Regions from separate parts of the Homo sapiens genome. Here region 1 is linked to region 2. The links are chromatin contacts, found by Hi-C in ENCODE. All regions are on one chromosome and are shown on one strand. The core of a region is the stretch at or near the end of the contact, and the rest is flanking DNA. Distances in the headings are between cores, read along the strand shown.

The links. Hi-C counts contacts between places; a loop is a spot of excess contacts on that map. Pooled maps may share reads with other maps.
Region 1: a loop to region 2 is called in a pooled map, with 15 times the contacts of the local background. The contact joins the promoter of SUPT20H here to the promoter of PDS5B in region 2. A Hi-C loop is called at or near these places in 5 of 50 pooled maps.

Annotation. Positions count from the first base shown.
Region 1 is chr13:37,057,878-37,061,170 of GRCh38, reverse strand. It overlaps SUPT20H (SPT20 homolog, SAGA complex component), which reads left to right and starts at 1,483. Exons shown (of 26, transcript NM_001014286.3): 1 at 1,483-1,612. RefSeq lists a silencer at 1,312-1,571.
Region 2 is chr13:32,584,992-32,588,516 of GRCh38, reverse strand. PDS5B (PDS5 cohesin associated factor B) reads right to left here and starts at 2,065. Exons shown (of 35, transcript NM_015032.4): 1 at 1,924-2,065. PDS5B-DT (PDS5B divergent transcript) reads left to right here and starts at 2,072. Exons shown (of 3, transcript XR_001749808.1): 1 at 2,072-2,140; 2 at 2,595-2,713; 3 at 2,948-3,499. RefSeq lists an enhancer at 961-1,020 and silencers at 1,251-1,500, 1,921-2,000, 2,011-2,380.

The sequences.
Region 1 (3,293 bases), core at 234-2,733, 4.5 Mb before region 2:
TGCAAATCAAACCCACAATAAAATACCACTTTATACCCTTTGGGATGGTTACTATCAAAGGAATAGAAAATTATGGTGTTAGTGAGGATGTGGAGAAATTGGAATCCCCCGACAATGCTCTTGGTATGTAAAATGAATGGTTCAGCTGCTGTAGAAACATTTGTTTATGGGTTCCTCAAATATTTTCACGTAGAATTACTATAAGACCCAGAAGTTCCACTATGTTTATACCCAAAAGAATTGAAAACAGGGACTCGAACAAATACTTGTATACAAATGTTCATATCATTGCTATTCACAATAGCCCGAAAGTGGAAACAACCCAAATGTCCATCAGTGGATGGACAGGTAAAACTGTGGCATCTAGGTACAGTGGAATAGTAGCCATAAAGAGACATGAAGTACCGATACATGCAACAAGGTGTACAAGGTGAACCTGCAAAAGATTATGCTACGAAGACAGACCAAAAGGTCACACATTCCATTTATATGAAATATCCGTAATAGGTACCACAGTTTGAAAGCTGATTGGCATTTGCCAGGGGCTGAGAGAGGGAGGAATGGGAGTAACCACTTAATGTGTTCGGATTTTATTTTGGAGTGTACTTTAATACACTTATAATGTGTGCAACCACTAACTCTAATTCCAAGACACTTTCATTCATTATGACCCTTGGCATTGTGAACGGCAAATAATAAATGCTCATTAAAAAGATTCACCCCAGGCCGTGCATGATGGCTCACGCCTGTAATCCCAGCACTTTGGGAGGCCAAGGCGGGTGGATCACTTGAGATGAGGAGTTCAAGAGCAGCCTGCCCAACATAGTGAAACAGTCTCTACTAAAAATACAAAAATTAGCCGGGTGTGGTGGTGCACGCCTATAATCCCAGCTACTCCGGAGACTGAGGCAGGGAGAATCGCTTGAACCCAGGAGGCAAAGGTTGCAGTTAGCTGAGATTTCTCCACTCCACTCCAGCCTGGGCGACAGAGCGAGACTCTGTCTGAAAAACAAACGAACAAACAAAACAAAACAGACCTTACAATGTGTGCTAGTAATGCGGTTTCTGAATTTTTAGAACCCTTCTCTGGGGTGGTTTTTTTAAAAACATAAACTCATTGGCAGTTGATATACTACAGAAGGTTGTACGCATTGGACTAGTAAATGTAGGTAACGGTGTCGCTGTTTTTCCATTTGTATGTGCTAAGCAAAGAGAAAAGCTAGTTCTATGTTTCTTCCACTCTAGAAATTCAACAGGGTCGTTTTTCCCCAAATTCACATCTACACCCTCCCTCCCACTTTGCGGACTCGGACTCCAGGATTGAGCAGAGATCCTGGGCCCCGCCTCCCGCCCGGACGCAAGTCTCTGCGGGCCTCACCGGCGTCCTGCGCGGAACGCAGCGCTCCAGGCTCCTGGCAGCGGCCCCGCCCTCCCGGCTCCTCCCCTTCCGCCCGCCTTCCCCGCCCCTCGGCCCAGCCTGCCAATCGGAAGTGCGGCCGCCGGAACTGGCTGTTGGTGGGGGTGCAGCACTGAGCCGCCGACGGGGCGGGTGGGCTTTGCTGCCGAGCAGGCGGCGCCGTCTTGGGGCCTAGCGGCGAGGCGACCCGCACAGGTGGGCGGTGGCGGTAGGTGGGTGGCCAGCGACTGGCAACGCGGTGGCTTAGACGCGCGAGATCCGGCCAGGGTCAGAGGTGAGCGGGCCGCATCCCAGAGCCCGCTGGAGGAAGACGGGGTCCCCAGAGACCCGGCAGGCCGGGGCGGAGGTTGAGGCAGCTAAACTCCAGGTGGACGCCTACATCGCCTTTCGCGGTGTTGCTAAGCCGAACTTTTAATTTTAGTTTGACTTTTGGGTTCCAGAGACGGGTATTTCCGGACACTGGCAAGAATTTTGCCTTGCGTGTCTTCGAAGGCGGTTTTCTTGGTGTCCATATTGCATAAAGGCTTGTCGCTCCTCTGTGGAGATGACGGTTGTACAGGTAAAGCCTAAGTTGTGACAAAAGCTCCTGCAATGGGAAGACTCTGGTCGATCAGGGAAATCAGTAGAATTGATAGCAACGCGTAGAATTGATAGCAACGCTTAGAATTGGATTAATTACTGGCCATGGTTACCCGGCGCTCAGAAATGAACTTGGAGAACAGTTGCCCTGGAAGCCATCTCCCGTAGCCACTGCGTAGTGGGGGCCGCGTCTTCTTGAGTGCAATTCATCAAAGTCTCTAGTAGGACTCAAAATATAAAGTGACGAGCAGGATTTTCGGAGTCGAGTACAGTGTACTTGGGTTGATCACCATGTTATAAAGTTAGATCCAAATTAAGAAATACATATTCGTCTCTGAGCAGAATTGGGTCCTTTTTTTAATTGCTTTGCTTTTTTTAAAGAAATGTAAAAACAGATGCCGGTTTGATTAGTTTGCAGGTTGTAATATTGGAAGGGACCTAAGATTGGACACAGAGTTCTGAATTCTGATCTAGGTCTGTGATGTTAGGAAAGTCAGTTGTTCTGATTGCCTTATTCTGTAAAACGGAAATGATAATGATTACAGTTTCCTCACAGGTTCTAGTAAATTCTGTGTATAGACAGAATGTTTGCTTTGTGAGAGATATGAAGTTATTAGTTTTTGTCTGAAGTACTTAAATAATTTAAAGTTAGTAAGCCCCCATCCCCAATTTAGTGACAAGAAATCTTAAAGTCATCACATTTTGTCCGAAAAGTACATAGTGTATCTTCATCTTCAAATTCAGTGGTCAGAAAATTTTCACGTTCACCTAAATTCAACTTAAACCTCCTACGAGCTTTTCAAGGGTAGGAGTAATATCTTACTCATTGTAAATGATCGTAAATCATTTACAGTTGTATGGTGCTTGTGTTTGTGTTGTATTAGGAGGTTAGTCCATTTTTTAAAGTTTCAGACGGAGTTTCACTCTTGTTGTCCAGGCTGGAGTGCAATGGGGCGATCCTGGCTCACTGCAACCTCTGCCTCCCAGTTCAAGCCATTCTCCTGCCTCAGCCTCCGGAGTAGCTGGGATTACAGGTGTGTGCCAACACACCCGGCTAATTTTTAATTTTTTTAGTAGAGACTGGGTTTCACCATTGTTGGTCAGGCTGGTCTCGAATTCCTGACCTCAAGTGACCCACCCGCTTCTGCCTCTTACAGGCCTGAGCCACCGCCCCAGCCAACTTTTTTTTTTTTTTTTTTTTGAGACGGAGTCTCTCTATGTCGTCCAGGCTGCAGTGCAGTGGCGCGATCTTCGCTCACTGCAGCCTCCACCTCCCAGGTTCAAGTGATTCTCTTGC
Region 2 (3,525 bases), core at 816-3,315:
ATATACCTTTAAGTAAACGCCAGCTGAGAAGAGAACAATTTTTAAAACCATCAGAAAAAGGAGGAAAAAGTCACTATTTTGGTAATTTTTATAAAGTCTAAAGTGCATCTTGTTAGACATATTTGTAAATGTATATTAAGTACAAATTTTATTTATAAGGAATAATGTTCTTAAGATGTGTTTTTACAGTTAAGTTTCTGAGACTAAATCTATCTTCACATAAAAGTTCCCATGTAATTTTCACCTACATATTCAGCACTACAAATTTTAATTAGGTTTTCTGCTATCACCATGAGATACAAGATTAATTGTTGCACGAACTGACCTGCATACACCATTGAATACTCATTTTATTGTCCCTAAAGATGCGAACATCTCAGACATGTGTACTGCATGAAGAGCTGTCTTTCAAGTCCATATTTGTGGCTTTTAATTACTTTACCTGACCACTACATGAGTTAATATAAAAAACGTTCTGTCTGGGAACTCGGGATGTGTTAACTGAGAACAATGACTATACTGCCGTTCAAGCATTGGGTAATTACGATTTATTTACAGCTCGCCTCCTGTATGTAAACACAACTTGAGTTTTTGAAGTTCATTAGGAAGATAGTATAGGATTACCCAACTCTCTCCACACCGCAGACCAACCCTCTAAATTAAGGCTATACCCAAAGTTTTCGAAACTATTTCATCAACAGGGTAGGATCAGTCTGGGCACCACTGCCCATCCATCACCTCTTATTAAAAGTACGAGAAGCACTTTCTTCGACATAAAAAAGGGTTAACCCTCGCTGGGGGAGAGAGGCTGTTGAAGACGCGCGTGGAGTGGGTGGGTAGCTGCTCTACCAACCCTTCCCGGAGCTCGCCCCGTCCGCGGCAAGGAACGCAGCAGCCTGCAGCTCCGAAGGCGAGGGGCGGCGTTTCTGGTTTCAGTCATTCGTCCAAAATAACTGTCGAGCTACTTAAGAGTTAGCTTTCACGTCTCTACCAAAAACCAACAGCAGTAGCAGCAACAACAACAAACAAGGTTTTTCTCCGGACCGAAAACTTTTAAAGTAACATTAAAATAACAGTGTAAAAACAATAACGAGTCACAATTGCACACCATTTTCCCCGCCGTTCCTTCTGAAAGGAAAGCTAGAACCCAGTTGTGGCCTGGGAGGAGTCCCTCCACGCCAGTGCTGGGCTCTTCCTCAACTGGCTGCTCGGGGACCACTCGGGGTGGCGCGGTGAGCGCGATTTCCCTCCGGCGAGCGGCGAGGGACAGTGCAAAAATGTCACGCTCAGCCCGTCCCCTGGCCCGAAGCGGAGGCCAGGCGGCGCGCGGGGACCCGGCGGCGGGGGCGAGAGCGCCCGCGGCCCCGACCCGCGGTCCCCGCCCGCCCCTCGCCCGGAAGGGGGAGAAGCCCGCCCGCGGGAGGATTCAACAGGAGCACCGCGCCGCCCGCCTGCCGCCCGGGAAACAGCCGCCGGCCGGCCGGGGCGCGGGGGGAGGGGCGCGGCGGCGGCGACGGCGGCGGCGGGAGGGCGCGGGCGGCCGGGCGGCCCCGAGACCCCCGCCCGCGCGCAAGGTCACCGCCCGCCGCCGCCGCCGCCCCGGCCGGGATCAGAGCGGCAAGTTTAATTTTCCAGAGGCTGCGGCAGAACCCGCGGCGTGGAGGCGCGCGCCGGCCGCGGGGCCCTCCCCACCCCCACCGCGCAGCCGGCCCGCGCCCCGCGACCCCCGCCCCGGGCCACCGCCAGGCAGCCACCCGCTGCAGCCCCCGATGCCGGGAGGCGAGTCGCGCCTGGCACCCAGGCGGGCGGCGCTTCAGCCCTGCCACACACACGCACACAGCGGCAGTGGCGGCCGCTGAAAAATGGAGCGCCGCAGCCAGAGAAGAGAGACATTTTCTTTCCGTTAACTGAATTGTTTCCTACCTCCGGGTTGCCGACTCGCTACTCCGCTCACTCCGGGGCTCTCCGGGATCCGCCGCCGCCGCCGCATCCAATCGCCTTCTCCCCCCCCCTCCCCTTCCGCAGCCAGCCCTGCCGTTCCTCCTCCTCTCCGCTTCAAAATGGCGCCAAGCGCTCTTCGGCGGCTGCTCCAATCGAACCGCCGCGGACAGCACCCGGGGGCAGGCAGAGCGCGGCATGGGTGCGCAGCGCCCCCTGCCGACCAGACGGCCCCGAGCGCGTCCGCCCTCCGAGCTCCACCCCGCCCCGTCCGCGCGCGCGCACGTCCCTCCTCAGCCCCGCCCCGTCCGCGCGCACGCAACCACACGGGCACGCCGCCGCGGGGCCCGCGAGAAGGGCAGCTGTCAAGGCGTCCACTACTCTTGCGGCTTCCTAGACCTCTACCGACAAAAACCACACCGATTGTTACGTAGCCCTATCTTTTTAGATAAAGGTTGGGAGATTTTTTTAAACCCTGACATTCAGCACAGGTGTTGTGATGGGTAAACAGAATTGGTATTATTAACTACTTTGCTCCTTACTTGTTAACTCTGACCTAGTCGTCTCGGAATGCCATACAAATAGTTTTCCTACACTTTACGTGTTATGTCTTTATTAAATCTCCCCGCTTTCCTAATTTGAGGAATTGTTTATAGGTGGTAGGCTGGCGGAGACAGAGTAATTGAGCCTGTGACGAAGCATTCCATTCCTTTGGCAGAATTGTCCTTATTAGAGGAAGAAATCATCTGGAGACCACAGGGACACATTCCAGGAGGTGGGTCTCCTCCCCTCTTCACCTCTAAGGGATGCCAGTCCCTCCTGCAGCTGTAGAGTGGGTTTAGCCTGGTCACCACAGCAGATCACCTACCTTGCGGGAAGGTTTCCTCCCCAGCCGGGTCCCTGCCAGAGCTGAAGAAGGGACTTCCTCCTCTTTTTACTTTAATACCATCCCTGCTGTAAGGAAGTTTCCCCTGATATGATGTATTTGGTTACTAGAATTTTGTTCCAGGGAGAATTTGTTTCAACAATGAACAAGCAAAGTGTGAATGAATGGATTACAGTAGGATACTTATCAACTGAAACAAAAGAGAGGTAATGCTGATATATAAACTAATGCTACTGTGTTAGAAAAGGTATGTACATCGGTATTCCATCGGACCCGGGCACCTAGAGATACTGAGACCTCTTCATTTCCATTTTTGTGGGATTCGCTGGACAATTCCGCCTCAGTCTCCTCCAGTGCTTGCTAGACCAATATGTTGTGTTACTGTATTCCTGTGTCCAAGATTTTGCCACTGAATACTCCAGGTTCTACCCATTTTATACATTCCTCGATGAAGTCTACTATGAGTTTTTTCTGCCCTCTTTTTAAAATTATCTCAGGAATTTTCTTATTTTACATCGTTGTTCCATCAACATAAATCTTGTATGGGAGAGTAGGATGTCTAGATCTAGAAAAACCTTTCCTCTTTGGTTGTTTTTATTATGTTTTTTACTTTATTTTCTTCAATTCCCAAACCTCCAAAGCCAGGAAGCCAGAAAGTTTCAGAAGAAAGCCAGGATGAAAGCAAGAATTTTTTTTTCTTT